Linked DNA regions of Mus musculus: region 1 is linked to region 2. Evidence: chromatin loops called from intact Hi-C (ENCODE). Cell type or tissue: heart. All regions are shown on one strand. Links, peaks and the distances in the headings refer to the core of each region. The heading gives the core; the rest is flanking DNA.

What was found. A loop is a pair of places that touch in the nucleus more often than their neighbours do. Peaks named below come from ENCODE experiments on the same cell type or tissue, not always from the same donor. Only the 100,000 strongest peaks of a DNase experiment are listed, where the experiment ranks them.
Region 1: it touches region 2 in a loop (2.8-fold over the local background); 3 of 42 quality-filtered maps call a loop at or near these places.

Annotation. Positions count from the first base shown.
Region 1 is chr5:99,224,363-99,240,215 of GRCm38, forward strand. Rasgef1b (RasGEF domain family, member 1B) reads right to left here. Exons shown (of 14, transcript NM_181318.4): 5 at 10,114-10,326; 6 at 9,553-9,627; 7 at 7,940-8,035; 8 at 7,729-7,831; 9 at 4,959-5,038; 10 at 3,626-3,721. Among named protein-coding and RNA genes, the nearest start is that of Rasgef1b, 21 kb to the right of the region's middle. In heart, for the core only: no CTCF peak of the experiment used is centred there; DNase peaks (open chromatin) are centred at 9,039 and 10,239.
Region 2 is chr5:100,027,891-100,043,743 of GRCm38, forward strand. Hnrnpdl (heterogeneous nuclear ribonucleoprotein D-like) reads right to left here and starts at 11,332. Exons shown (of 8, transcript NM_016690.4): 1 at 10,830-11,332; 2 at 9,923-10,091; 3 at 9,678-9,839; 4 at 9,195-9,326; 5 at 8,972-9,086; 6 at 8,591-8,761; 7 at 8,214-8,305; 8 at 5,687-7,094. The coding sequence starts at 11,272. The coding sequence ends at 8,235. It overlaps Enoph1 (enolase-phosphatase 1), which reads left to right and starts at 12,104. Exons shown (of 6, transcript NM_026421.3): 1 at 12,104-12,412. The coding sequence starts at 12,329. In heart, for the core only: CTCF peaks have their summits at 4,461 and 8,273; DNase peaks (open chromatin) are centred at 10,741 and 11,091; H3K4me3 peaks cover 3,182 bases; H3K27ac peaks cover 1,926 bases.

The DNA of each region.
Region 1 (15,853 bases), core at 4,417-12,416, 800 kb before region 2:
TCCATCACACATCAGTTTAAGAACTGGCTCGACAGCTGGCTGGTAATAAAAGCTAGGGGCTGGCAAAATGTAAGGATTTTGTTTGTGCTTTGTTTTGCTTTAAATGTATGTGTTGTTATTCTTGGTATGGCCTCGGAGACACATACCTTACATTTTTAAGTGGCTGGCACAGGGCATCGAAAGAATAATACTGCAGGGGACATGAAAAATGTGAAACAGAAGTGACAGTGGCCACAGAGTTTCACTGGAGCGTGGCTATGCTCACTGATCCAGACACAGGCTGGTCTGCTCTCTGCTACTACCCAGGTTGTGGATGCACTTGTAAGACAATAAACACACATCCTGGGACAGCCCCAGGGAAGTGGGGGCGCAATGAAAATCAAGACATGGTAGTTTACAGTGCAACGGCTTCTAAAGGAGAGGCTCTGTGCTGTCCCAGTCCCAGGGCTGGGCTATGGGCCTCATTTACTGTCTTGTAGACTTAAGCCTGTGTTCTTGCCATGGCCATTAAATCGTGGGAGGCAGAAGGATTCCTTCTGGGAGTTTTGTATTCAGTGTCCCTACAAGATGCTCGACTACTGAGTCATTCTTCCAGGAACACAGAAACACAGCCAGCCTAATGTGGGGCACTTGGCTGCTCTATTTCTCATGCTTATGACAAGAAGAGAATCTCAGACTTTAACCCCTTAATCGCTCCTGAGAGTGCCCATCAGTTTTACACAAGGAACTGAACGGTGCAGAATATAAGAACTCAAGGGTTTTGTGAGGTAAGTAAAGGGATTATGTCTTGTTTCTCTTAGGTCTTGCCACTATCATTAGTGGGAAAACTAAGTAGCAACATATACTATATATATAATATAGCCATATAAAAACTATGTGTATATATACATATATATTCTACAGCCATATATAAACTAATATGTATACATATATATTATATAACTATATATAAGCTATATTATATAGCCATATATTCTATAACCATATATATATATATATATACTATCATGTTGAATCATGTATTCCTCCTGGCTGGCCCTCAAAATCACTATGTAGTCAAGGATAACCTTAGACATCTCTAATCCTCCTGAGTGCTGGGATTTCGGGCATGTACTGCCTCATGTGGTTCTGTGGAAAGCTGGGGACTGAACTCCACTCTTTTTGTGCAACCTAGGCAAGGACTCCACCAACTGAGCTACAACACAAATTTCCCCTTTAAAAATATTCTGAACGCTGGGGCTGGACAAATGGCTCGGCAGTTAAGAGCACTGACTGCTCTTCCAGAGGTCCTGAGTTCAATTCCCAGCACCCACATGGTGACTCACAACCATCTGTAATGGGATCCGATGCCCTGTTCTGACATCCAGGCGTACATGCAGACAGAATAATATATATTCTGACTTCATTTTAGGCTTGATAATCCTAGCTACTAAAGGCCTGCCTGGGCTACGTGGTGAATTCTTCTTTAAAAACAAACCAGTGCAAACCGGTGAAATGGCAGCTGGGATATCTTAGAGATGAATGCTAGAGAGCTTGTCTGGTAGGTATAAAAGCTCCAGGATCAACCCCCAGTACTGTAAGCGTGAACTGCTGCTAATTCAGGATCAGCCTTCTTTCTTTAAGGCATCGTCAGTTCCACGTCTAGAAATCAATGCTAATGAGGAGGACCATGTTTGCAGAAACACAAATAGGATCGGGAAGGGACTGGAAACCAAGTAACCATGTGAGAGACGCATGGTTAAGAACAGAGTCTCCGAGTACCCACAGGGAGCAGACTATTTAGAAAGCACTTAAGGGCTCCTGCACGGAAGACAGATTTGATTTGCACCATAATAGGTACCTGGAAATGCACTGCTCTGACCACATAAACTTGAGATTCGGAAAGGATCAAAGACCATTATTTGAAAGGCACTGCCAGGGAGACTGTAAAATGGGCAGTTACTTTGGAATAAAGAAAGTACTCCCTCAGCTCGAAATGAGGAAAATAATCTCATTTTTTAAAATAACAGGAGAGGTCTGGCCAGACATGTTTTTATTTCTTATCTTTTGAGGCCAATTATGAGAAAGGAACGGTTAACTTCTTCAGATGGTTGTAATTACAGTTGTTCCATCAACTGCAGGCACAGCCTATAAATTTATATAGAACGCCCTCTTACAAATAAAGCAAGATGAAATGTCTAAGTGGCATAGGTGTAAATAATTGTTTGTTTTCCTTTCTGGGGACAGCTGTTAAAGTTGCACAAGTGACAGTGGCTTCTCTTGGTGGCTGCTGTCAGAGCCCTCTGACAGACAGGACTCCATACTGCCTCCCTCCCTCACCAAGGGCCATGTGGTGTCTGGTGTCCACCATAGGGAGATGTGGGGTGGTCTCACAGCTTCCCTGCACCCCCAGCTCAGGGTGTCGGGGTCCTCCCTCCATGATCACTAGGAAGCGTAACCCACTTCAGATTGGCTCTTTTCAGCAAAATATAAAAGCAAGCACACTGCCTCGCATCCATCCGGAGGTTTCCCCAGTTAAAAGTCAAAGTTAATGCATTTACAATGTTTCTCGGATGTCACCGGAGCCGGAAATTGTGTTGTGGTGGTAGAAATGTCAGATCTTTAAAAGGAGTTTTTGCCTTAGCTCATTAGTCCTGATGATTCTGTGGGGAAATGACTTAGAAGTCAGGGAATATTTTCCTCCCGTTTTTTTCAAGCTGGTTGAAAATACCATTTAACACGGGGGCAGAATTTAAAAGTTGATAGCCACCACTAAGAAATCAGCATTAGTGGTTGTAGAAATGGCTCAGCAGTGAAAAGGACTGTCTGCTCTTCCAGAGGGCCCCGGTTCAATTCCCAGCACCCACATGGCAGCTCACAACGGTCTATAACTCCTGTTCCAAGGATCTGACACCTCACACAGACATACACGCAGGCAAACCGCCAGTGCACGTAAAGTAAAAATGAATACCTCTTCAAAAGAAAAAAGGCAGCATTAACTGTTGTCATAACTGAACATTTACTTCTCAAACTCCGTGACAGACAATCTGTCCTTCCTCTGAGAGAAACTGAGACAGAAATGTTTCTCAGAGTCCAGAACTTGTGGTACAACGAGAGGGGGAAGAGAGGACAGGATCATTAATTTTTTTTAGATACTGCCCCTGTATTTTTTGAGCCACCTACATATCCAATTAGTCACAGCAGGCCTAATGCCATAGCAACTAACCTACTTTCTGAGAATAAACGGCTTGACTGTGGGAGGTAAGCTAATTCTTTTGAAAGAAAGGTTACATTAAGGGAACCACCTTATGCAGAACTTAAATGTCTTTTTCCCATTAAACCAAATTACTCTCTAATGCTATTAGTCACCTTATCACATGACTTAACTCACTGCCTGAAGTCCAACCAACACGCACTACAGAACACATCAGAAACGGAATAATACAAATCATATCATGTACAAATACACAGTGCTACCCCTCGCCAGTTCTCTTTGTCCATTGTCCAAGCTCCTCTTCCTCATGGCCTACTCCTCCCGAGGGATAAGGTAAGTGCGCGTCTCTTAGGTCTGAGCAGGTAAATGCAAGGCCGGGTAGTAGTTTACATCCGGACAAGTCTATAATAAGCAACGCTTCCCGCAGCTCACCTTCTCTCTGCTACTGTGAGCAGTCAGGGACCTTTGCGCTGCCCCTCGGAGAGCCGTTCTGTAGTTGTAGAAATTGCTGGATGGATCCATCTGATGCTGTGGAGAGAGAACATCATTAACCATTCAGCTCTCAACTTCCCAGATCATGCCGATGCATACAAAGTCACAGCAAGTCAGGGAATTCGTTAGAGGTATGATTTATCCATCACACACACACACACTCACATATACCAACACCAACAGCAGCAGCAGCAACAACAACAACATCAACACAAGTGTTTTCCTTCCTGAGGTTTGGTTTATTTTTAGAGGCTTATTTGAACTTTGATGATGTCAAACCTAAATCAAACCTGTTCGTTTAAGCTCATTGTTGAGATCAGAACTATTAAAATCAGTGCGAGAGATCCAAACCCTGGCATTAGAAAAGTTTCTGGTTCTACTTGATGGTCAGTGGGCCAGGTCACAGGTAACAGCTGAAGAGAACTTGCTTTCCGCAGTTCTAATCAATCATTCATAAACCACGAAAACATGCCATGTTTGTTTGTTTGTTTGTTTTAAAAAAGAAGTTTACTAGAGAGTTCAAATAAAAGGATATATACTTGATGGTAATTTCCACTTTAGGCAACTAATTTGGGTGAAAGAATGTTTATTATTTCCAATGACTTGAGATGGTCAACATTAATACACCAAGGTAACAGGAAAGTAAACACTATCCAAACACACACACACACACACACACACACACAGAGAGAGAGAGAGAGAGAGAGAGACAGAGACAGAGACACAGAGAGAGACAGAGACAGAGATACACACACCACACACAGAGTCATATCACACACACACACACATACACACACAGAAACGTATAACCTAAGAGTTATATGGGAGTAGCTGTTTGGGTTAACAAACTTTGCTCAAAGAGTGGTGAATGAATATTCTAAGGAGATAAAGACACTGTATAGCAGTACAAAAGACAAACTGGGAAGTAGACCTTTCTCTACGGTCCAGGACCCCAGTTCTATTTTGGTATATAAAATTGCGTGACTCAGAAGGCAGCATTTCTCCCATCAATTACTCCAAACCCTCTGTAAAACGACCAGCTCCAAACCAACTTTATCTTGCCCTCTCCAGTCTGCGTACCTTTCCTACCTCCGGGTCTGAAAGCCTTTTCCTTTGATGGTACTCTCTGATGGAGAAGCAGCATCATACAGCTGAATCCCATCATCCAGGTCCCTTGCTATCCACCCCAGGCTGCCCTAACACTCAGCCTCCTGAGTGCAGGTACCACAGGCATGCTCTATCCACTCAACACCGAGTCATCCCTTTCACATACCTCAAGAATGTCAAACTTTGCAGTCTTCACTTTGGCCCAGGTTTTCTTAAGTCTCGAGACCGGGCTCATATTCATACCAGCTTCCCGTTTAAGAGGGGCATGAGGGGAAGAGAATGGAAAACAGAGACGTAAGAAGTCATTGTAGCTTGTACTCCCATAATGCATACATAACCAAGCATCGGCAACTGAGTCCTCCAACGGTAGTAACAGCCTCTGATTTTACATTTCTTTGCTAGCTTCTCCTCAGCTCAGAAGCAGCACAGCACAGCTGTGAACAGGCTAAGCACATTTCTTGGGGAATGTAGGTCATACTGGAGGACCTAGACTATGCCATGTTGTAGCATGTGAGCAGCCAGGGTAACTACACAAACACATGGTCATGACTGCAGTCCTTCAACACTTTACTTATAGATGCTGAAGTTTATATGGTGAGGGTTTTCTGAGGCAGGGCCTCATGTAGTTCAGACTGGTCTGGGCTTTTCTCCAGAACTAAGACTGGAATTTTAGCTCCTCCTGTTTCAATCCCTCATGTGTTAGGAGAAAAGATAGAAGACACTGGACCTGACAAGATGCTAAAGTTTGACTTTATATTATATTCATATTGGAAATTCTTTTTTTTAATTACTTTCAATCACTTCAAAATATTAGAACTCTAGCTCATTGGCCATTAGAAAACAAAATGGAACAGTTGGTGACTGGGCTCCAGGTTATTTGCTGACCTGTTTCCTGTCACCTAACCTGTCATGCATAGTTTCCATAAAGTTCCTCACATACCCACTATACATTCCTTCAAGAATAAGCTAAGTTCTAGGCTGGGGAATTTTCCCAATGTTGTCTAGCTGCCCCAGTAGCAGAGATCATACCAATATGGCTCCATAGCCCATACCTGTCCCATGATGCCTGTCCCAGTGAAAACCTATATCCTATAGCTACTTGGTACCACACTGCAGTGGAAAAGGAGTCTACGTGGACCTAAATGAGTACATGTATTCATCTCCTGCCACCAATATTTCTAAGTTTAGTAAGTTTAAGAGATTTCTAATTGAGGCAAGGCACAGACACAGATCTTAAATGTCCAATGAGATGAATTTGATAGGTGTACAAGGTCATACGTCTCCATTCCAGTCAAGTTATAACAGAACTTTCCATCACCCAGAAAGCTCCTTTTGACCCACTTCTGGTCAGTTTCCACCTCCTCCAGAAATGGCAACAGTGGTCAAGGGTCACCTATCACCAGACATTAGTTGACCTTGTCTATCCTAGGCCTTACATGAGTGGGATTCCACTGCACATGCCTTGTCGTGCCTGACCTGGTAAAGGCTCAGCACGACGATTGTGAAACTCATCCAGCTTAGCTATGTTTCAGTGATTCATCTTTACTGCTCCAGAGCATTTATTGTATGACTGCGCCACGATTTGTTCAGTCATTTACTTGCAAACAGGCATTTGGGCTCTTTCCAAGCTGGGGCTATTAGGGATAAAGCCTCATTAATAATTCTAGCACAAATCTTTCTGTAGGCGTGCTCACTTGTTATGGCGCAAATACATTGGCATTGGAACATCTAGATTACAGGGTAGGTTTTTGATTAGCTTTATAAGAAATGCCAGTTGCTAAAGCCATAAAACTATTCAAACTCCCTCTCTTCCTGTATAACACATTCCACGTACCCCTTTATCCCGGACAATATTTGCTGCAACTAGTTTTGATTAAGTTATTTTGCTATATGAGATGGTCCTTTGCATTTCTGATGATCCTTTATGCACTTACAATCCCCTGGTTAGTTATCCAGTGCAATTGTATGGTTCTGTATGCGTCATGGATACAAGCTCTTTGTTGGCTATATGTTAATATCTTCTTCCATACTATGATTTGCCCTGGCACTTTCTAATTGGCAGATGAAGAAAACTAAGTCATCCTCTATCCCCGAGGACCCCTGTGCTTAGATGCCCGCTCTATCCACTATTTCTATGGAGTCAAACATAGTCAACATTTCAATGGGGGAAAAGAAAGGCAGATGATAGAAGACAAAATAGAAAAAAAGGGGGTATAGTGAAGAGATTTATCAGTATAAATATTAATAAACTAAGTTGAGGAGATTCTCTAGCTTCAAAGTGACCCAACTCTACCTTTTACACAAATATTTCCTGAGTGCCTGTAGGTGTGTAAATGGCCACTGAGTATTAAGATGGAGCCACAAAGATTTGCTTTTATCTGTGCTAATAAAATCAGTAGAAAGGAACACAGTGTCTTTCATTACAGCCCCCATGATCCTCTGCAGTCATTAAAGCCCCCATGATCCTCTGGAGGGACCTGGAAGCAAGACTGCAGTCATAAGCTGATGTTGTCTCAGAGGCACGGTCAAGAGTGAAGCGCTTGGTTTCTTCCGCCATCCTCAGGCTACTGCTGACGAGATGGCGAGATTTCATCTCAGGTCAGGCCATTTCCATAACGCTTGACATACATGCTGCCCAAATACCTCTAGAAACCTTGTATTTAGACAAGTGTTTCAGTTCTCAGCTTTTACAGATGGATATTTAACTGAGCATAGATGAACTAAAGACATTCAATGAATGTCCTTTAAGGAAAGACTGTATGTACTTGGCACTAGTTTAGGTCCATAAAGCATTCTGAACGTTTCATAATAACTCTGGATTAAAGAGAGTAGAGTTTTCAGGAAAGGCAGATTTTCAGTGGATACAATTTCCAAGCCCCATAAAACTAGTGTTTATACACACACACACACACACACACACACACACGAATACTCACAGATGATTGCCATCAAAGAATTGAAGTTTCCAATGTTGAAACACTCTCGAGCCACATCGATGAAATACTCGATCATCCTCGCTCGGTGCTTCTTCTTCACAGGCTGTAAGAAAAACGAGCGTGAGCAGACAGGAACCCAGCACACAGGCCCAACAGATAGAAGATAAAGCAGGAAAACTGGATCTGAGGAAAAAACAATGTGTTGTCTCACCATGCAGATTTCTGTAGCAACCAAGTAGCTTAGACGATTAAACCATTCTACGTACGCCTCCAAGTTCCGTGTTTTCTTCCGTTCGCTGTAGCAACTCTACAGTGGAAGCAACGTGGACAGATAAGCCTGTGAATGCGCATGGATGCGCTCCCAAACGTGTCCTTCCTTCCCTCCCAAGAACTGAAGTTTCTCTGAAATGATGTTATCCTGGGAGGCCTGTGCCCTCAGACCCTCACTTCCAAAGAAGGGTCTGCTGGTTACTTTTAACTGTCCACTTGATAGTCTCCGTGACAAGCTACTGGACAAGCTAGAATCCCGTGGGAAGAGCGAGTCTGTGCGAGACTGCCTTGACTGTTAATGGATGTAGGAAGGCCCAGCCCCTGAGGGCAGCAGCACCATTTCTTCTGGGCAGGGGATGCTGAACAGCACAGCACAGAAGCTCATGTGTGAACAGGCCTGGCTGTACTTGTTTCTCTCTGTTCCTTTCCCCTCTTTAAAGGCTAAAGTTTTATTTCTGAGGAACTTGCCATTTTTAGAGTGAGCTACATAAGAAAGCCAAAAGGTTGCACGCCCCTCACCCTAAGAGTAAAGCAGGGCATACAATTCCCCCTTAAACCCTGGCATGTTTCACTCTGCTCTTGGCCGGGATGTGACTAGCTACTTGGGTTCCGACCTTGACTTCCCCTCTATGGTGGCCTAGAATCTGGAACTGTGAGCCAAACAAGCTCTTTCTCCCGGAGTTCTTTATTATCAGGGTATTTTATCACAGCAACAGAAATGCAGTTGGCAGGGGGTTTCATTCTCCAACAGCCTTGGGCTGCTCATACCAATTGCTATCAACACAGCAAGGGGAGGGAATACAGAATTTTGGAGCACCATTTACCCGAAGATAAATGGAAATCTACACCATGATGCTCTTGAGTAGGGTGAATGCCACACTGTTCATCTTAGCGTGGAGTTCAAGGCCAAGCTTGGGGAGGTTCATTAATCCTCTTTCCTTCCTTTCAGAAGACACAAACAAAACATTCCACTAGCCTCCTATTGAAAAACCCAGTCCTCACTTCCCATACTGAGAGAAGCTGGACCAAGGCGGGAAACAGCTGTTGGCTTGTCTCCCAGAGAGACTTCACCAGTAGATATAGCAGCTGCAGATAGCCTAACAACTCAAAGTGCTTCTAGAGGTCACTCTAGAATGGGGCAAATGTGTTCATGTGTTCATGAAATGTATAGTGTATGTCCAGTACCATGGTCTTTACATGTATGCAGATTCACTTCCAGAAAGGGGCCAGACCACCTGGAGCTTTTCAGGGCCAGAGAGGCAGGCTTGGTGCACATCCTGCCTCTCTGCTCCTGCTGCTGAACTGCGGGCAGACCGTTCTCTTAGATTTTCTTTCTGGCTTTAATCTGCTAAAACCATTAGGTTCTTATCGTCTTCTCTCACCAACACTGTGTCTGCTGGCCAGGAAGGGCTTATTAAATTCCCCAATAAGGAGGAAATGATGGAGTAGAACTATTGTATAGGCACTATTGTATAGACCCAACCCAAGACAAACCCCGATGAATCACAAAACAGCTAATGAAAACACGAAAACAAACAACTCGGTCCTGATTACCTTATCGTTGTCCAAAGGATCCTTCTGCACAAATGCCTGAACAAACTCTTCTGGGCCAATGTAATTGAGTCTCTCCTGGGACAAAAGCAGAAAATATTAAAGAAAGGGGAAGAAAACAGATGCCAACTCCCCTCTATTAATTTTGATGCTACCCCGCGTTTCTCAGACCAGGTTATAAAATGGGCTTTTAACCCTGAATACTTTCATCAGCTTCAAGTTGTGAAGAGGGGCAATGCTCTCCTTAGGTCAATGTTTCCTAAGACAGTTGAAGAATGAAGGAAATAATAAGCCAATAACAGGAAACTAATTAGAGGCAGAAAAAAGACCAAGAGATTCAGTAGACTCTGCTTCCCGTCTTGTTTAGGGTGTGTTTACGAGTAAATTCTCGGGATATCGGCATCCATATTCAGATGCCCACACAAATCACGCTCTGGCTGCTTTGTGGATGTTTCCCCTTTTGAGTGATTCTGACCTCTCTCCCGAGATTTACTATCAGCCAACAGTCTGGTTGCCAAAGCAAACTAGCTGTGGCTGCAAAGGGCAAAGCAGATAGCGCCTCACCAGCTCGATGTGGGTCAGCTGCTGGGCCAATGTGTAAGGGTCGCTGCAGACGGTCATGATGTCCCGCTGTATGGACTGGGGCTTGGTCTTCAGAACCGTGAGCCGGTCCGTGGCTGTGGAGCTGAGTTTGGCCAGGACTTCCTCATACTGGCTGAGGGCGGCGAGTTTTCGGATCAGACACTGCATCATCTGCTGGACGTTCTTCCGGTACGTCTGCTAGGAAGTGAAGGGAGGATGGTATTCTTGCCCTGCTTCTTCTCCAGCACTGTGAGGCCTCAGACACCCTGTCTTCAAATGCTCTGAGCTCTAGCAGCTAAACACCTAGGTTTCAATAACCTAGGTTCTCTCAGGTTGCTTGTGAAGATATAATTCAGGCTGGGCCTCAAAAACACCTCAGAAACTTCAGATTAGCTCTAGAGGTGGTCCAGCATAATGAGTACTACATACAACTAAGCGTGCTCTAGTGAAACTGTCTCTGTTCACTATCTCAAGGTGGATCATCGTCTTCCCATGATTTTACAGTCACCTACGGGGCTTCTCCATGCCTATAATTTCCAGCCCTGTTTTGCCAAGTGCACAGCAGCTACGTGACAAGAATGCACCATCACTGTCTAGTCCACCTTCCTGATCTTTCCCATCTACAGTGGAATTGGGTATTCACTCTTGTCATCTGACCTCTCTTGACTCACGTCCATTCCCTCCCGTGCACGGGTCAGTACTGATGTTCACTGGCATTCTCTCTCAGGGCAGCTCTCGCCACAATGCTACCACCAGATGCCACCTCATTGATGACTGCACCGTGCTATACTCATGACTCTTAGGAGGCATAGGTTACAAAGGTATTTCATATATTATAGGTAAATGTCGACCACTTGCCTCTAAAACACTCTTTAAAGCAAAGTAGTGACTTCCCAGTCAACCACTCTTTCTCCTTCCTTCCTTCCTTCCTTCCTTCCTTCCTTCCTTCCTTCCTTCCTTCCTTCCTTTGTTGAGTATAGTTATTTGATATGGAGTTATTCTGGTCTTTCTTTTCTATCCTCCAACTGCTAACAGCCAACCATCCTTCGAGGTAAATTATGATGCTCATGTTGGCAAGAGCCGTGCAGACTGACTCAATGCCAGCTGGGCACTTAGGCAGATAGCTCCACAGGAGGACAGACCCAGGGAGCCTACAGATGCGGGCAAGCCTATGCTTACTCCTCAATGGCTTTTTAAAAGGTGCCCAGTAGCATCTGCCAACATTTCGAAATTTGAAAATTGTAAGCCTAAAAGATATATTTTTTTTTCGAATTTGATACCAGCCAGAGATACATGAGAACCAGTCTCAAACAAATAAACAACACCCCCCCCCCCAAAGGAAAAAGCAAACAAACAAAACTTCAAACAATCTAGGTCCCACTGAGGATTAAGGTTGGAGGTTGTTAATTTGTATTTATCACTCAAAGAAAAATATGTCTTCCCTTGACATCCAAACGAGTCAAACGCAAGTACTGGGCTACGTTATACCCAGCCCAAGCTCACCTTCTCTAGCAACACTGAGATACACCAGAACTGACTTGTGATGTGTACTTTGATCTTCTCTACCAAACGTCCTTATAAATGTCTACATGCGTGTTCCTACTGCTTCTTAAAGCTATGCAACAGTTCCCAATATATGACTCTCCTTTAGACACGTTAGCTACATCATGTGGCACCCCGAGTAGAAAACATGTTACATTTTTTGCAGTCATTACAACTTATTTACAGAGGCTGGAGAGATGGCTCAGTGGTTAGAGCTCTTCCAGAGGACCTGGGTTCAATTCCCAGCACCCACATGGAGGCTCCACCGCTGTCTGTAGCTCCAGCTCCAGGAGTCCCAAAACCATCACACAGATACACAGGAAAGCCCAATGCCAACGCACACAAAACAACAGCAACAAAAACTAGTTACAAGCGTAGGCCACAACTGCCGTTACTGACATAAAAAGTGTATTTTGGGGTAGATAAGGGACATCTCGGTCAAATTTTTCTGAGAAGAGTTAAAGAGTACAAAAACAAAACCCAAACTGAATTCTCTAAGCCCACCATTCCTATGGGTGAGCTCAGCCATGCCTGAGTACATCTGAGCCAAGGAGCAAGGTACACACAAAGCTGGCATCACTAACTGCTGTTCACAGGAGTGGGGCTGGCATGTTTACTGTGTAAATGTTCTTACTCGATAGTCAGAACAGATTCCTACACTACTCGATTTATTGTAAATAAAGCAAAAGTCAGCCCAGTGCTCTTTCCTGGATACTAATGTAAGGAGCATGTGTAGAAAAGTTCCTTTCCACTTGGGAAAGCAAAACACTCATCTTTAAAATGTGCGTCATTTTACATCCCACACAAGATAGTCTATATCTCACACCTCGCCTCTCTCGACCTTCTCAGGGTCCCTAACTCAAGAGACTTTTGGTGGGAATGGCCACTTTTCTACCGGTCACCACCTGAAGGTCCCAGCAAAACAAACAAACAAACCAAACAAAACCAAAAATCCCAGTGGGCTGAGCAGGATGGGCTGCAGCTTGGGGCAGGTTTCTGCCTGAACTGGGATGAGGCACAGTCTGCGCAGCACACTGCAGATCCACCTCAGATGATTCTGGCAGGCAGCAATGGGTAGGAAGCGGAGCTCTCCTGAAAGGCTTATCAGGTGAAAGATTTGTGTTCTCCTCTGAAAAATGTCATGTTTGGAAAGAGGGTGGGGGAACTGCAAGTCACAGTGAACAAAAACCAACAGCAAGATATAACACAAAAAAGTACACAACGGAAGTATTGAAATCTGTGTGGAGGGAGAGGGAGGGAGGGAGAGGGGGTACTGTGACCCCTTTCAAAGCTTCCTGCTTTCGTCTGATGCTGTTTGAGAAATCAGGTCCTGTGAAGTTAAGCATGCCTCCTCACTGAGTCATGAATTGCTAAATATGTACTTATTCTTCTTTATAACTTCAGTTGCCAGCGACAGTAATTACCTGGCAAATAAAGGCTGAAGTCCTTATTACAAAGGCCAGCCCCTTAAGGAAGGGAAATTGCATGCCGCCCACTCCGGTCGTTTGTCATGAAATTCAATCATTAGTTTTATTTTGTGTGTCTTTCAGGCGAGCCCTAATAAAACCACTTCATCTGGGGCAAATCCCCAGGGGAGAAGCACATTAAGTCAAATTATGTGGAACTGTCCTAGCAGATCCTAAAGAACCTGACTAAATTATACACAGGGCACACCTGGACTCACCGATTGCCAAAAAGAAAATATCCCCTGAAGTCAGAGGCAAGAAGCAACAGGTCCCAATTCAAACCAAGGATTCTTCAACTGGGAGGAATAATGTTTCCCCATTCTCATAATTGACTTGCTTGTTCATTCAGTCATCTGTCCATCCACCATCCATCCACCATCCATCCATCCATCCATCCATCCACCATCCATCCATCCATCCATCCATCGAACATACATCCATCCATCCAACATCCATCTATCCACCATCCATCCATCCATCCATCCATCCATCCATCCACCATCAATCCATCCATCCATCCATCCATCGAACATACATCCATCCATCCAACATCCATCTATCCACCATCCATCCATCCGTCCGTCCATCCACCATCCATCCATCCATTCAAATATACTGGGAACCAAGTACATGCCCAGCATTAAATAGGAGTTAAAGAAACCATCGTGAACAAAGTGACTAGAGTCCAATGGAACAACAAACAATGAACTACAAGCCCTAGAGTGCCAGGAAACAAAAGGTATAAGTCAAAAATGGGAGGGTCTGTGACTTGGAGTCGTGGGAGGTCTCTCTGAGAAGAGAAATTTAGGTACTCGATAGCAGGGAGACTGCCAAGACTGTTAAGTGCAGCAAGGGCCTTTAACACATTAGCACAAGGCACTTAGCGCCATGATTTATGGAATGAGAAGGGAACTAGGAATTTAGAGGACTAGCCAGAACACACCCAAATCAAGCAACTGTTATGTGTGGAGCCAATTCCTAAATTCTGGATAAAAGCAGCCAAGAAATGGCAGCTATCCTGAAGCCCTGGCCAGTGAAGGCAGGCATGTCCTCCATGTACATGCGTTCAGTGTACTCCCCAGTAAATCCTGTTTACCTACTAATGAGCCAGCTGACCTCTCCATGCTGTTAACACAAGCGTATCAACATCAATGAGAAGTTGGGGTCAGAGGATGTCTGTCCCTTTCCTCCATTTCCCCCAATTCCTGAAGCTGTGACCTTGTGGATAAAGACCAGATCTCAGTAAACAAATGAAAAGAAACACTATGGTTTTTATTTCCATAAGAAAGACCAAAAGCCATCAATTTGGCATTTTCAAATCACTGCATTTTATCTTTAAAATTAATAATAATAATAATAATAATAATAATAATAATAAAGTCTAGAAGTATAGCTCAGCAGTTAAGAGCACCGACTGCTCCTTCAGAGGTCCTGACTTCAATTCCCAGCAACCACATCGTGGTTCACAACCATCTGTATGGAATCTGAGGCCCTCTTCTGGTGTGTCTGAAGAGAGCAACAGTGTACTCACAGACATAAAATAACTAAAATAGATCTTTAAATATAATAATAATAACCATGTATTTCTTTTATGGGAAGAAACAAGTTTAGAAGCAATTTCTAGTTCCTATCTCTGAGAAGCAACAGAGAAGAGATCGGCCGGCAGCATGGATAGCTCCGTATAATTGAACCAAACTGAAAAATTGACTGTGACTCAGATCTTAGCTTCAGAGAAGATACAGCCCTGGGATGGCACTCATCCTTTGACCAGTTTGTCATAAGCCAAAGCCACTGAGCCAACCTAGGCCCTGCCGAGCAGCCAGCAGCTGCCATCCCTAACAGAACGCTCCCGGCAAACTGCACTGTTGGACATTCACCTTTGTGGGTGTCCATCTGCATCGGTTCATTCTCAGCAGGAAGAACCTAAGACAGGCAAACGGATCAGAAGAGCCACAGCCAGCGGGGCGTTCCTCACGGCGCCAGGAAAGAAGCTTGAAAGCATTAAGTCTTGGGTTAAAACCATATGAGAGAGCTAAGTGCTCAGAAGAGCTGGTTTTGCCTCCTGTCATGGATCTTAGGATAGGAGAATGGCAGTAAGACACAGTGACACGGGTCAGGTCAGGTGTCTTGAGGTGTTATCTCTGCAGCACAGAGCTGAGGGAACCACTTCTCCAGAGAGCTGACACGGAGGCCCAGTGCATCTCTCCACAAATGGGACATCGCTCACTCACTGCCAGGTGCCTCTTTCTAGGTGACAGCGTTACATCCGTGCCAAACTTGTTCCCAGAAACTTATCAGCCACACGGAAACTACAAAGCTATCCCTTGCCCAACAAGCTTTAACACACAAAGTTAGCCCTCCGGGCCTGCTTCAAATAACCTCGACTCTATTGAAGCCGGTTAGCACCTGCCTATCAAAGGCTCAGCTGAGGTAAGTGATATTTATGAAGCATGACCTAAGAGACTTTGAATCTCCACTTATTCTGGGTCCTACCCTTGAAGCAACTTCCGGCACCAGAATCCTTGGATTGTCTCCTGCAGGCCACCCCCAGCCCCAGGAGTCACCTTTGCTAATTATACAACAGTGCACCCTCTCTCTTTTATCAAGAAGAGTTCACGGTGAACACTGTAAAAGGCATGTTAAGCCTCCGACACGAAATCCCTCCACGGAACGCTTTGCTTACTGTTTCTCCTGTACATCATCACACTTATGTC
Region 2 (15,853 bases), core at 3,593-11,592:
AGAGTCAGGAGGATCCTGAGTTCAAGACCAGTCTGGTCTACACAGAGAGTTTCAGGACAGTCAGAGCTACTTACACCCTATCTAAATTAAAAAAAATATATATGTGTATGAATACATATGTGTATGTTTGTGTGTGCACCACATGTGCAGAAGAGGGCATTAGGTCTCTGTAGCTGGAATGACATTGTGAGCCACCTTGTGGGTGCTGGGAACCACGCTCGGATCCTCTGGAACAGTGGCAAGTGCTCTTAACTACTGACTGTTTCTTCGCCAGGTGTTTTGACACAGCACCAAGAACAGTAAAGTACAGAAAAGTAGTATCAAGAATGGAATAAACCTGGAACAAACTGACCACGTGGCCTGTGGGCCTCCGGAACTCCTTCCTTTACAGAAGGAATGTCAAAGCATTTAGAACTTTGGGCAAGAAAAGCTCTAGAATGGTGTCAGAAGAACTTGGAGGGTTATCCTACTGGGAGTCAGGGACACAAGAATGCCAAGGGACAAGCTGCAGAGGCTGGCTTCCGAGGGGAGCAAGGACTCTGTGTCCAGAGCGAGAGGCCATGCTGCACCATGAATGAGTCTGGTGTCTTCTGCACACCCTGGGAACTGACTCCTTTGGCAGAGGAAGTGCCAAGGCTTTGGTTTGCTAGGTTTTTTGTTTTATTTATTTTTTTATTTTTTATTTATTTTTTTTTATTTTTTTGGATAACAGGAGTGTGCCCCTGTGTCTGCCCACAGGCCTGTAGGTGAGTCCCAGTTAGTTCTCCAGTGCTTTCAGTTTTTTGTATTTTTTTTTTTTTTAATTCTCTCATTCTGTTTGCAAAAAGGGTTGCATTACCTAGACCACAGGTTCTAGAAACAGAATCATGTATATTCATCCTCTTGAAAAATCAAAAATATCTAATGATACGAAGACATATGTATGTGTGTACAAATATATATATATATATATATATATATATATATATATATATATACTCTTCAGAGTATACATTGGGCAATTCTAATGTATGTGAATATGTAGTTCTGAACAAAAATAGGAGTGAATTCTGGGCTATTTCTGAGGAAAGGACAACTCGTGGCAGTAGACTTCTCACGTAAGTGTCAGTGTACATGGCTCTCATTATAGACAGGCTCCAGTGTATCCCACATTGTAGCTCAGGTTGAACTTGAACTTCTGGTCTCCTGCTCCAACTTCCTGCAGTGCTGAATGATAGCCATGTACACCTACCACACGATCTATGGGACATCGGGAATTGAACCCAGGGCTCCATCTATGCTAGGCAATCACCCTACCAAGTCTCAAGCCTAGACCATTGTTCTTACTGAGATATACTACCAGCTCATATACTTTCCAGAAACTGTCAGAAATGACTATGTTTTCTGGTTGAGTCTCTAGCAGGTTGTTTTAAACAAAGCTAGAAGTTTCCTCTCTGATATCTTTAAGGCAGAGAATGATTTCATCAAGTGGTCAATATTTATGTCTTAGAGAAGAAAAAACAAAAAAGATTTGGGTAATTTTATCGTAGTAACCTGGAGGCTGCAGACATGTATCAACCAGTGAAATTCTTGCACCAAAAGTATGAGGACCCAAATTTGGGTCTTCAGCACCAATGTAAAAAGCTGGAGTAGTAAGCAACTCCTGGCTTTCACATACATACACATAACACACCCTCAAAAACAAATAATACAAAAATTTAAAAATGCTAGCCTGCTAATCCCACATTGGTTGTGTGTCATTTGAAAAATCTACACTCTTAGCCAAAAGGATAAGTAGCTACATCACTGGAAAAATCTGTCATGAAATCCTTTCTGGAGGCCCAGCATATTAAAACAACAGTCCTGGCTGGGTGGGGGTGGCACAGGCCTTTAATTTCAGCACTCAAGAGGCAGAGGCAGATGAATCTCTGAGGTTGAGGCCAGCCTGGTCTACAGAGTAAGTTTCAGGACAGCCAGGGCTACACAGAGAAACCAAGTCTTGAAAAACCAAACCAAAAAACCTCAATAATCCCATCTCCAACAGGGAACTGGAATGAATCGTTTGAATTTCAAGTTTTATTTTTATCTATTTATATTTTTTTTGAGACAGGGCTTCACTATGTAGCTCAGCATGGCCTGCCACTTCATAGATAGCTCAGGTTGGCCTTGCATTAATAGAGTTCCACCTGCCTTTGTCTCCTGAGTGCTGGGGTTAAAGCTGTGTGTCACCAAGCCGAGCTAATTGTGTGTGTGAGTGGAAGGCTCGTGGCTGCGATGGCTGTGTGTGGGGGGAAGCACAGAACAGGGTCTCAGCTTCCCGGGAACTGGAGGCACGCACAGCTGTGAGCTGCCTGATATGAGATGCTGGGAATTACACTTGGCCTCCATCCAAGTATACTACATGGTCTCAAAAAAATTGAGACTTATTTTTACTTTGTGTTTACATGAGTGATTTGGCTGCATGCCTGTCTAAGCCACACGTGCATGCAGTGTCTGCAGAGGACAGAAGAGAGCAATGGAGCCTCAGGAACTAGAGTCACAGATGATTGTGAGTTACTCCTATGGGTACTGGGATTCAAACTCTGGTCCTAGGGAGAACAGCCAGTGCTCTTAACCACTGAGCCATCTCTCCAGCTCTGAAACATTTGAATTTATCAGTCTTGAATAAGAGGGAAACCCTTTTTGCTAATGTCTGTTATCTTGGTGCCCTGAAACACCAGGCAAACAGCAATTAAATAATTTTAATTAACGCAATTTTTATAATTAATTAAGCAAGGAAAGAACTGGGTCAGTATGGTCACACCTTTGATGGACTCTAAGACACATTAACTACTGAAAAATAAATGTACATTAGGTAAAATTTGGGGGGGGGGAGGGAGTCCTTTATTTCCAAAGCCATTTAAAGACTAACTTTTAATACTTCCTAAGGATGCTCAAGGTCTAGTGCTTTAAAGTTCTCCCTTTCCCAGAGCACAGCAGGGATGCTGTCCTGAGCATCCCTCTCTGTCTGTACCCATAGTGATGTGGGATTGTGCTGCTCAAGTCTTATTAAGAATGTAATTTTCTAGCCGGGCGTGGTGGCGCGTGTCTTTAATCCCAGCACTTGGGAGGCAGAGGCAGGTGGATTTCTGAGTTCAAGGCCAGCCTGGTCTACAGAGTGAGCTCCAGGACTGCCAGGGTTATACAGAGAAACCCTGTCTTGAAAAACCAAAAAAGTAATTTCCTGGTCTCATTTTCAGTATTCTAGTAAGTGTGGCAGAGATCATAGAAACATCTGTACGGCTGATGATAACTATTTGATTTTAATTGGCATGATGCCCACCGCCTCAGCTATGACAGCTCCCTACCTATACTAGAAATGTCAGTGCTATTAAAGTTACACACACACACACAAACAGACACACTTAACAAGGCAGCCAAGAGCGTCTTACATACCCGTAAACTAGCATTAAGGAGACTTGAGGCAGGAGGAATACAAATTCATCACAAGCTACATGTGGAAATTGGACTCAACAAATTCTAAAGTATGGGGAGAGAAAACAAAGCGTTCTGGTGATGAAAAAAAAATCTGGAAATCACTCAAACTTCCTTCACTAAGTTTATAAAAACCCTCAAGTAACCAACCAACCAAAAGCCCCCAAAACCATAACCTGGATTTCAAGTAGTCAAGAGACTGAAGCAGGGGCTACAAGTTCAAGGTTAGTCTGGTTAGACCCTGAGGTCTCAAAAATTTGGGGTTGTGGAGAGATGGCTGACAGACAGCTGAAAGCACTTGCTACTGCAGAGGACCTGGGTTCAGTTCCCTGGTCCTACAAGGAAGCTTACAATTGCTTTAACTTTAATTCCAGGGGAATCGGACATCCTCTTCTGGCTTCCATGAGCACCAAACACAGGTGGTGTACAGACATACATCCAGGCAAAACAACATACAAACACACATTTAAATTTTTCCTGGCATGTATACACACATACAAGCTACCTACCTCATAGTCCAAGGACAATCAGAATCAGTATCAAGGACATATCTTTCATAGGGACAATGGCAGCTGCTGATATCCTGAGTATTCAACCTGAGAAATGGATCCATTGTAACCAATTCTTTCCTGAAGAGATCCTACCCAGGAGTATTAAAGAACACTGACCAGTCCCAAATCCAAACAACTCTCAAGCAGCAAATTCTTCATCCAGAAATCTGGGTCTCAGGTATTTATAAAAAACCTGTAGTTAGGGTAGTGCTTATAAACCAGCAGCTGCCCCAACTTGCAGACCATGCAATGAAGTTTGTCAAGGACTGTTGGTAAGTCTACCATTATTGTCATTTAATCAGAGTTCACTAGCACAGACACCTGCTCTGTGTGTGCGCGAGCACTCTGGTATTGTCCCCAAGGAGGCCAGAGCCACTGGAACTCTGGAGTTGTGTGGGCTGAATTCAGGTCCTTTGTGAGTGCAGTACTTGCTCTTAACCACCAAGCCATTTCTCAGGTCCCCCATTTCTAGATGGGTATTGGTCTTTGAGAAAGCAAGCTCTTGCAATTTTTATGTGTGGTAACTCACTGACTGCTTTGCACAGCAGGCACAGCACTTGACAGCCAGCTCTGTTCAACTGTGCACTCTAGAGTCCTAATGGAAAGCCAGAGGCTCAAGTCTCAGTTCAGCATCCCTCTAAATCCCAGACCACATTTTAGTTTTCAGTGGGAAGACAAGGTGGATCCTTACTTTTTATAAAATTAAATACTAAAACAGACTTGAAGGAAAAAAACCCAACCAATTTGAAGTGATCCCTATTTTTACAGGGACACATCCTCAGATGGTTGCATTGTTCTCAAGGTCAAGGTTACAGGTGACAGCTAGTAGGCCAAAGTCCAAGAGGGCCTTTCCACTTGTCAACACTGCTTCACACTGGTGATTCCATATGGTTATGTACATATGCAGGCATCTGGTGTTGCCTTCCAAATGGTGAATGTGCACCGACTTTGGGTCATTTCCTTGATTGCTCTTTGGTAAGCACGCAGTATAGCAGGTATGGAGTTAGCTTTCCATCTTCTGAAGAGCCTCCAGGTCATTGCAGGAACCGGTGCCTTTATGGGCAGAGCCTCTTACCAGCCTGTCCAACTTGTCTGAGACCAGATATCTCAATTGAACTTGAAGCTATCAATGCAGTTAGGATGGGAGGTAATGGGTGAAGGATGTACCTGACTCCACCCTGTCCAACCTAGGGTTATTTACACACTACCAACCCAGCTCCCTAAAATGTCTTGAATGTGAAATATTCACCCAGCCCTTGAGGTATACTTGTAAATTGAATTAATGTCCATTTAGTTCACAATGAAAACAAGTCCTGATTATGATAGCATGAAATGTTATTAAAGGTTCCCTGTCAGAACTAATGAACAACACACATTGAACAGGAAAAGGTTCTGGTTACTCACGTTAGTAGCCCAACAATGACATGAGCCTCATCTTTAAAAAGTGGCCAAGATATTGTCAAAATAAATATTTAGGAATGGACACTGACCTTAATGTCTATTCATCCAACTAAGCAATGTTCACACTACTCAGCCTTGGCGAGTTCACATTTCTGTGGGTTCATCAACACTAAAGAAATTTCCTAAGTTCAAGATCTCTCAATGACCAAGTACATTCTCACCCTTCAATTCTCAAATCTTTGTATTTTCTTAAAGTCATACATAGCAAGACTTAACTGAGATTTTATTTTAAAAAGACTTTATTCATTTTGATCAGGGGAAATGACAATCTTCAATGCCAACTTGTCACCTAATTGTATTTCTTTCTTGGATACTATACCTACTAACAGTATGTGAAATGACCTCCTATTCTCTGGTTGCAAGTTGAAACAGTTCTTTTTAATAGCCAACAATGGTACCTGGCCAGAAGAAAATGAGGCCAAGGCATGGTAACTTGACAGCCTAGCAAGTACAAATATCATTGGAACAAAGTTGTAGGCATTTAAAAAAGATATCAGTATAAAAAGCTTACACTGGTCTAAGACCAAGTACTCTAAACATGTACCCCAACCCAGAAGCTTTTGTGGAACCGTGGAGAGACCTCTAAGCCAAACATTTATGGAAAAGCTCAAAGCCTTTATTACTTAAATCTTTTAAGTTTTTAATGCACCAAAAGATACACCATGTGACTTTCCACAACTCCCTTCCTCTGCCTGCATAGCAAACTGCTTAAATCTATTTAGCTTGTGTACTATGGTGGGATGGATTCACTACTGCTAATTTTCCTAAAACCTCAGCCCACTGCACTGACCTTAGTGGATAATTGCAGATAGAATGGATGAAACCCTGGCCACCAGTTTCCCCCCTGCATTTACCTCTAACAGACAAACCATGGACTCTCTTTAAAGTCATCTGTGAATTACACATGGTTTGTTAGATAAGCACAGAGCAAAGGTAGCCAATTAAAAAGCTTTGTGGTAGCCAACAGGTCCGTTTCTAAGGTGATGAGATAGAAACAAGAGCATCACTTGTGCTCAGGCAAAGGACACTTGCCAGTGAGGTACAGCCCTAGCACACCAAGGTGCTTTCCTTAGAACCATAATCTGAAAGCACACCATGTGATAGGAAGTGTCACCAATCACAACAGACTAGTGTCAGTCTCCAGATACCCAGGGAGGAAACATTATTCAAAAGGTGTAGAAGTTATCAACAGAGAAATTAAGCATTAGACTGTAAGCACAGTAACACCCACAGAAACCAGGGGATACTACAACCAGTTTCTTCCTGTGGACCAATACCCCCTACAAAATAAGCTGCGTCTGTCTTGATTATTGCTTCTTTATAAAATTACATTTCCACAGAACTATGCAGTACCTGACGCAGGAAAACAATCACATAAGGAAGCATTTATTTGAGGTTTAACATGAAACCACACAAATAAAAATTTGTATGAACACAAATCCACATTGAGTCATCATAACACAGGTAGCAAAGGACAAAGTAAAACAGAGGAACTAATTGGCAGCTATATACAGTTGGACACAATTGTGTCATGTACACTACAAAGTCTTTTACAAAATAATCATCTTAGGTCAACAGAAGATCAAGCAATCTTCAATGTCGTCCTGTAAGATGGTTTCTTTACACCTCCTAAAACAAAAACGAAACACCCATTAGATGTGTGCAGCCCCACAAGTGTGCAAAGGTCCACTTTCATGGACTGCTTAAGTCCTCACTTCAATTAAAGATCACACGCATGTTCATCAGCAAAGTACAGTTTGGGCACTGAAACTCACTCGAGTTCCAAATGACACAGGATGGACTGAATTTAGAACACGGGAATGCAATCTTCCCTGATCTGCATCTAGCAAGTGAGGGCCAACCAGAACAGAAGCATCCCTAGTAAGCCAACTGGATGCTACCAACACAAATTCCAGGTAGGTTTATAATGGTAACACGGTAGCCAATTACTTTGTGCATATGATCTTTAACTTATATCCCAGATTTAAAAGTTCTTGTTTTGGTTTGTAGATTTCACTATTAGCTATAAAAAGAAAAAGCAAGCATTAAATCTTAAAGAATGAACACTTAAAATGAGGCTCCACAATTGAAATACAACACTAAACAGAAGACCAAAATGATTAAGCTGTAAAAAGGCATTTATGCACTTTAACTCCTGTAAAAAACCATTTAAGTTAAGTTTAGACACTTAATCTCCAAAAAGATTAAAAAAGAAGCCAAAGTCTGAAGTTTTCCACTTTAATCTTTACGCTGGTACATGAAGTTGGAAGAGACCATACCACAGGACAGCGTTTTCTGGTGTATGCCTTGCGCTCTGCCCGCAACGTGCGACCCCCAGAGATAGACGTGGTCAGGGTGACACACGGCCTGCAATGAAGTTCCCGCTGGCGGGTACAAACAAGGTATAATGTCAGAGTTAGAAGACAACATTCTTCTTTTCCTTAAGTTGTACCCATTTCAGTACTTTACCTGTTAACACTTCTAAAAAAGTTTAATTACTCCTCTACACCTCCTGGTACACAAAGCAAACAGAAAAACTCTTAAGTTTTTCTGTAGTTCTAAAAAAGGTGAGGTAAAACTTTAAAGTTAAAGATCTATAGACACTTTAGGCAAAACAGGCTCATAAAGCAATTAAACAGTAACACTTTAGCAAGGACTACACAACATATCATTTACTCGTGTTTTTCATTTGTCTATTGATCTTTAAGTTAAATTAGCCAGTGCAATGCTTTCCTGCATCTCACACACCTGCTCTCCCAGCGTCCTCCTTTAGTAGGGCTGGTAATTGTTCTGGTGATTGCCGCCCCCTCGGGACGCCTTGCCGTAAGTGCTCTGCTGACCTGTGGAAAGGATATGAGTTTCACTAACAAAGTTTCCTAAGAAAACCGTTTTTCTAAACAGAAAAAAAAATCTACCCTATAAGAAACTATGCATGCTGAACATCAAAACATCAAGCCATCTTAACAGTCAGTAATAGCCAATAGCTGTTAATTATATTTTAAAATAACCACCGTCTTACTTTCCTATGACTATACAACATGACTACTCCAAACATCTCAACAGTAAGCCCATACACACAAGTTCAGAATGGGAAAGTACTTCACAATTGAGTTAAGTGTTCTTACCGCTGTAGTCTGCATATCCCTGTCCATATCCATAGTTCCCATAGTTATACCCAGTATAATCATAGCCGCCATAGCCACTATAGTTCTGATCACCACCATAGGCACTATTATAATTTCCATATCCTTGATCATAATAGTTATTAAATCCTTGGTTCCAGTTTTGGCCCTGACCTGAAACAATGCACAACGAAGGTTAGGAAACAACTTGGGACTGTCCCAATCCTACCACAAGCTGATCCATTCCTGTCCCCTACACTGTGGCTTCAACCCCCCCCCCCCAAGTCAGCTCTTTAGTTTCACTCTAGCTGTGTTTCCCTACAGGTCAGGTCCCTAGCAGCTCACTGCTTCAGTGTACCGCTCACTCGCCCAAGGAGGTCTCACCTCTTCCACGCCCCCTAGCACCTCCTCTTCCGCCGGCTGCAGCCCCTCTGCCTCCTTTCTGTTGTTGCTGCTGCTGCCTGTACACCTCTTTGGGTTGCGCAACTTTGATTTCGCACTGTAAATAAACAGAAAATTTGCAGATGTTCCAAGTTCTGAACATAGAACAAGTTTCTCTTCACACTGACTTCACACACACAATCCTCTAAGTTGTTAAGGGATTTACCTTCCCAGAACCTATTTGATGGTATCTGCTTTCTAACAGTTTCTTTACTGGCTCTTCGTCTGTGTATGTGATAAAACAGAATCCTCTTCTTTCATTTGTTTTTGTATCCATGGGAAGCTCAATATTTTCTATCTGAAATCAGGTGCACAGACAAAACAAACAAACCCACCAGTTAATAAAGATTATATAATGCCACAGGCTCTTCACAAACACCAGACACATCTACTGACCACCATGTTCTAAAAAGTTGTGTTTTATCTTTTTATAGTACCTTACACCCCAGAGGCCACCAATTGGTGAAACACTTTACACCTTTGGGGCTTTGGCTAAGTAAGATTAGATACTGGTTTCCACTACAACATAGAAAGCAGCAGTGAAGACGAAGCAAGAGAATTCAGTCCCATCCGGTGAAATATTAATGAACCCCCCCAGACTTGACCAAACACGAGCACAGACACACATACATACACAAACACAGCCCACCTCTCCAAAGGCTCCAAAATATTCTTTAATTTGTTCTTCTGAAGTATCTGGGCTCAATCCACCCACAAAGACCTTTTTAGGGGGTTCTTTCCCCTTTAAAGCTTTGGCCCTTTTGGGGTCTATCAATTTGCCATCCAGTTTGTGTTCTTTCAGTTCCAAAACCTGGAAGACAAGGCAGTTTGGACTTAAAAGCCTAGAGCAACTTGCAAGCAACGCAGTAGACTCAATGCAAAACACAGCCCTACCTTATCCACACTAGCAGCATCTTTGAAAAGCACAAATCCAAATCCTCTTGATCTTCCCGTGACTGGGTCTGTTTTAATTGTGCAGTCTACCACTTCCCCAAATCGAGACAAATATTCAGTCAGATCTTTCTTGCTTGTATCCCAGCTCAAGCCTCCAATAAACATTTTACTAGAAATAAAGTTATTTAAGAAAAATAAGCTTAACAGTAACTTAGTGATTAAATACAGGGCAACTTACTCTCCAGACGCAATCTGTTTTGACTACAAACACTAACATTAGACCACAAAAATCTTAACCACTTGTTCAAGCCAGCTGGCACGTTGCTTTGTACCACGCGAACTCAAAACTTAGAAAAAAAAAAAAAGCCATTAGAATCTGGTAGATGTCCTGCCCTGCTTGCTTTGGATTGCAGAGCACAACTTTTACACCGATTCCCCCGCAACTTACGTAGACTCTTGCCCACAGCCTTAAAGCCAACTTTGCTACCTAGGAAACTTTTAGTGCCAGTCGTCTACTGGTGCCCCAACCAAAAGTTTCCCAAACCTAACCCAGGAAAATTCGCGAGCGGCCAACACACACAATGAAGAGGCGGCAGCGGCAGCAGCAGCTGCAGCAAGTGGCGCACAGAACCCGGCCCCTCCCCCCTCCCGGGCCCCACGCGGCGCCTGCGCACTCGGGACACCGACGGCGCCTCTCTCCTTCCCCAACCCCTCCTCCCTTCCCCCACCCGCGGCGGGCCTCTCGAGTCACCCCATCTTACTTTCCACTAGTGGGGAAGGCTACTGGGGTCCAGCGGGCACGCGGAGAATCGACTCGGGGAAAGACTGGGGGCAGCGCGCGCGGCTCCGGAGGGACGAAGGGCGCGCGCGGGGCTCTGGGGGAGGGGAGGAGCGGAGCGTGCGGTACCCGTCATCCTGCTGGTTCTTGCTCGCGTTGATCTTGGATCCCTCTGCGAACTCCTCTATGTTGCTGTACTCATTCATGTCCTCCATGGTGGCGGAGCCGTCGGCGAGGGGGTGCTGGCGCGCAGTCCGGGTCCCGGCGGCAGCGGCGGCGGAGCGTTGTATGGAGCTAGATTTAAAATGGCGGCGGAAGAGATCCGGCCGCCGCCTGCGCCCTCCCTTTATAGCCGCCCCGCCCGCCAATCGGGAGGGCTGCTGGGCGGTGACGTGGCGCGGGCTCCGGCGCGCCCCCTGGCGGGAGGCGCTGGAAGCGAGCGAAGGGAGGAGCGGGGCGAGCTGCCGGGGAGCCCGTGGCCGCCAATGGGAGAGGCCGCGGGAGGCTAAAGTAGCGGGAGCGGAGGGGAACAATGGCGGCGGCACATGGGAGAGCCGGGGCGGGACCTCCATCGCCGCGCTCCGGATGAGGAGCGAGGTCGCGCCGCGGGGAGAGTCAGCCGTGCGGGACCGGGAATCGCGAGCGGCGCCGTGGCAGGGCCACAGTCCCTCTTGCCTTGAGAGCCGTTGGCGTCGCGCGTCCAGTTCGGCTCAGTCCCTTGCTGCGCCCTCAGTCCCCTAGTGCAGAGCTGCTGCTGCTGCTGCAGCGGCGGCCACTCCGGCAAAAGGGCGGCGTGCACCCCGCGCCGCTTGCTGAAGCTGCAGCGCGCCCGTCCGCCCGCTCGCTCGCCCGCCCTCCCGGCGCACGCGTGTTTTGTCCTCGCGCCGGCTGCAACCAGCCGAGCAGAAAGCCTGTGCGCGATGACCGCCTCCGTCCTGGCGGGGACGGCTTTTCCGCCGTCGCCTCGGGGCGGTGTCGGCTCAGGGGCCGTGGCTGCAGGATCTCTCTCTGCAGCCCGGGTTCCGTGCGTTCGTTCTCCGAGGCTGGCTGAGGCCGCGGCGGAGGGCGGGGCCTGCTCGGATGACTGAAGCTGTGCCAAGGTGCACGCGGTGGGCGGGGAAGGGGTCAGGTGCCGGGGAAGACAAGGGGCACTCACGTCCCGGGCGCGCCACTCAAGGGACTCCCGTCTGCACGAGCCCCGGGCCTCCCGCGCAGGCTCCAGCAGGCTGCGGAGGGCTGGTGCCCGCGCTCGGGCTCCAGGCTCCAGGCTTGGGTGCTCGCTTCTTTGTTCCCGCCCACGCGAGGCCTATTTTGACCGACGGGTTCGCGGCTCGCCGGCGGCCAATAGGCACGCGCTCCTTGTTTCCTCCACCCCCCCCCTTTGAATCCCGGAGCCCCGCCCCTCCGGCTGCCCACGTGGTCCGGGCCTGCGCGGCTCGCCTGCTCGTCGGGTGTAGTACCCTAGGCGGCTTCCTCTGCAACTGCGGGTCCCAGCTCTGTCTCTGAGCCCCTGGTCGTTCGCTGTCGCCAGCGCCTCGGTTGTTGCTGGGCCCTCGGGAGCTCAAGACGCGCAGGCGGTGTTGCCCTCCTTAACCAAGGCCGAGCCCGTGGTAGCATCCGGCAGGGAAATGGTCGTGGTTTCCGTGCCCGCCGAAGTCACCGTAATCCTGTTAGATATCGAAGGTACCACAACCCCGATTGCTTTCGTGAAGGTGAGGGGCGGAAGGGAGCGGGGAAGTTACTTGTGCCTAAAAGCATCTGAAAGGGAAATTTTAAGTGTTGGAGATTTTGCCTGGGAGGCTCAGGAGAGGCGGTGTGGCTTTATGTCTCTGGAATGGGGAAGAGAAGCTGCGGCGGTTTGCGGGGGTGCTTTTCCTCGCGCCACCATCTTCTCCCCTGTCCTTGCTTTCGGTTAGGTGGAGAAGGATAGGAAGAAGTGGAGATGGTCTCAGCAACGGCTTGGGGAGGGGCAGGTCAGCTGGGAGGAGTTGGGGTGATTGGAGCTCCCACGGCCTGGCAGGTAGGTGTGTCGCCCGGTGGATGAGCGTCCCCCATGTGCTGAAGGTTGCGGCCCGCAGAGGTGGTGGCCTTGACTTAGTGGTCCTTGAGGTTTAGGCCTTCCCAATGCAAAGACTAAAGTGAAAGGATTTCTAGTGGCTCTGGTATCTTGGGCAATAGCAATTGATTTTCGCACCATCTCACTTGCGCTGGTTTTGAGACTATAAGAACACACCTAAAATTCCATTCATTTTTCTTAGAAAGCCATGGTATCTTGAAGCTTTTGAGTATCTGTCGGGTTAACACAGTTTCACAGGCTTAGGACTTGACTTTCTTCCATGTAGTCAATTTATGCACTGATATTTATGATAGAATAGTTGAGGGTAGTATGGAGGGGGGGGAGTTGGAAAACCCATCGTCCAGTAAACTGCAGCCTGCTTTAAGGTCTATTTTGATTGTTTACTTGTTACAATTGTCTGATTTTTCTAGATGTAGGTCATAATGTTTGTACACAACTTTAGGTCTCCAAATATAACAGCTATTTTATTTAAGACAGGCTCTTAAATAACCTCTATAATTCAGGCTGGCCTCGAACTCCCATGTGCCACAAATCCGGCAAATCAATCTATCTTTCTTTCTTTCTTTCTTTCTTTCTTTCTTTCTTTCTTTCTTTCTCTCTTTCTTCCTAAATAAGAATTATGGTGTTTTAGATACATAGCAAAGGTTCTGGAAAAGTCTAGTTGGCCATTTTGCCAAGATTTTAATTACAGTAGAGACCAGTGGAAAAATTCAAGACTGCCTAAATGCTGATAATTGTGTCCACTTTGTTGTTCTTGTTACATAATTAACTGCTTTGTGTGTGGTGATGGGGGGAGGTGATTGTAGGTCACCAGCTCTATTCTCTCTCTGTCTGCTGTCCGCAGGGCACGGGACCTAAATGACAGCCGCGGTCAGGATATGGCCTTAAATATGTACCATTTTTGGAAAGTTGATTTGTTAAATAAGATAAGCTCATATAAGTCAGCATGGAAACTGTAATGTCTCTTCCCTCAGATGCCTGTGAGCCACTTCTTTTTTTTGTTGTTTTGTTTTGTTTTTCGAGACAGGGTTTCTCTGTGTAGCCTTGGCTGTCCTGGAACTCACTCTGTAGACCAGACTCAGAAATCCGCCTGCTTCTGCCTCCTGAGTGCTGGGATTAAAGGCATGCGCCACCATGGGACCTTGTAATAAAAATGCTCTAGTGACTTAGATTGATACCAGATTATATACACATTCAAGGCTAGCTACAAAATAATGATTTGGGAATCTCCCTTAAAGGATAGCTTTTAGCAATCAAGCATGGTGCTGCCCAGGAAGCTGGGGCAGGAGGGTTGAAGTCAGCTAGGGCAACACACTTATCTCAACAATAAGTAAATACAGGACCTGGAGGTGTGGCTCAGCAGTTACTAGCACTGGGGGCTTTTCCAGAGTACCAGGTTCAATCCCCAGCACCCACATGGTGGCTTACAACAGTCTGTAACTGAAGTTCCAGGGGATCAGATGCACTGTTTCGGTTTCCATAGGCATCAGGCACGCAAGTAGTACATAGACATATATGTGCAGACAAAGTATGTATAAAATAAAAATTTAAAAATCTTGCTAAAAAGTTAAGGACTGAGCATGTGACAAGCTTTTAATCCCAGCACTAGAAGGCAGGAGCAGGTGGAGCTCTGTAAAGTTGAGGCCAGCCTGGTCTACGTAGTGAGTTCCAGGACATCTGGGGCTACAGAGACGCTGTCTCAAAAACCACAGAACATAAAGTTGAAAAGTAAGTACATATAAATGAGTTTCTTGGTCCTGTCTTAGAATGTTTTTATTTTGCTGTTACACATACACATGAATTTGTCAAAATAAAAGTATGGTCGGAAGAATGAGTTCCATTCAGAAGAATTCGAGTTCTGTGGGTGTTTGTGGGAATTGAACAGAGAGTCCATGAGACATGCTTGGGAGCTGCTGTCTGAACAAGTTTAGCTTTCCAGCCCGACTTCTCAAGGCCGCCGCTGCACGCCTGGGAACATGGACTTTGTGAGTCCTCAGGAGGGTGTCTGAAGGATCCTTGAACTCTTTGAGGAGAATGACAGAGACCCGCCCTTCTCCAGCTTTCAGCACGGAGCTGAGAGTAATACTCTGAGCATTATTATTAGTCAAGTAGGTGTGTGAACTTGAAGATGATCTTATTTCCCAGAATGGCAGACAGAAGCATTGGGTGCTGTTTACTTGTGAGGTGTTGAGCCTGTCTTCAAAACCTGTGACGATGTATGCACTATGGATTTAATACGGTCCAAAAAGTTGTGTGAAATGCCTGAGATTGAACCTAATTTGTCATGATCAAAACCCCTTACTCTTGGCTGGGGATGTGGCTTTGCTAGCATACCTGAGGTTCCAGGTTCCGTCCCCAGCAAATGCCAAGTGTTTTGTCGAAGGTCATCACGGTCATCATGGGCTACAGAGCAAATTTGAGGCTAGCCTGGGCTACATGAGGTCCTCTCTTAAAACACACACACACACACACACACACAAAACACTCTCTTATTATTTCTGCTATTGAACTTAACATTTGTAAAAGTATTTTATCAGGGCTGGAGAGATGGCTCAGAGGTTAAGAGTGCTGACTAGCTGTTCTTCCAGAGGTCCTGAGTTCAAATCCCAGCAACCACATGGTGCCTCACAGCCATCTGTAATGAGATCTGGTGCCATCTTCTGGCCTGCAGGCATTTGTTCAGGCAGAACACTGTATACATAATAAATAAATCTTAAAAGGATATTTTATTCCATCTCTAAAAAATTTTTAATAGAATGCATTTATTTCTGTGTATTGAGTATGTACACACATAGGCATGCAGCGCTTATGGATGCCAGAAGAAGGCGCCATGTAGGGATGCCAGAAGAGGACGCCATGAATGGAACTGCTGGGCCCACTGCCAGAGCAGCAAGTGCTCTTGACCTTTATCCAGTCTGTTCTGCTTGCTCACTGTATGTGCTGACTGAGAACGGTTGCTATGGGAATACTTTTAATCACTATGAAATACCATAAAAGTATATGGTAAAAAACCCGTACTTTGTATTGCTGTTTGATGACAGTACCCTTGGACCAGAATGAATAGTCAAGTGAGAGC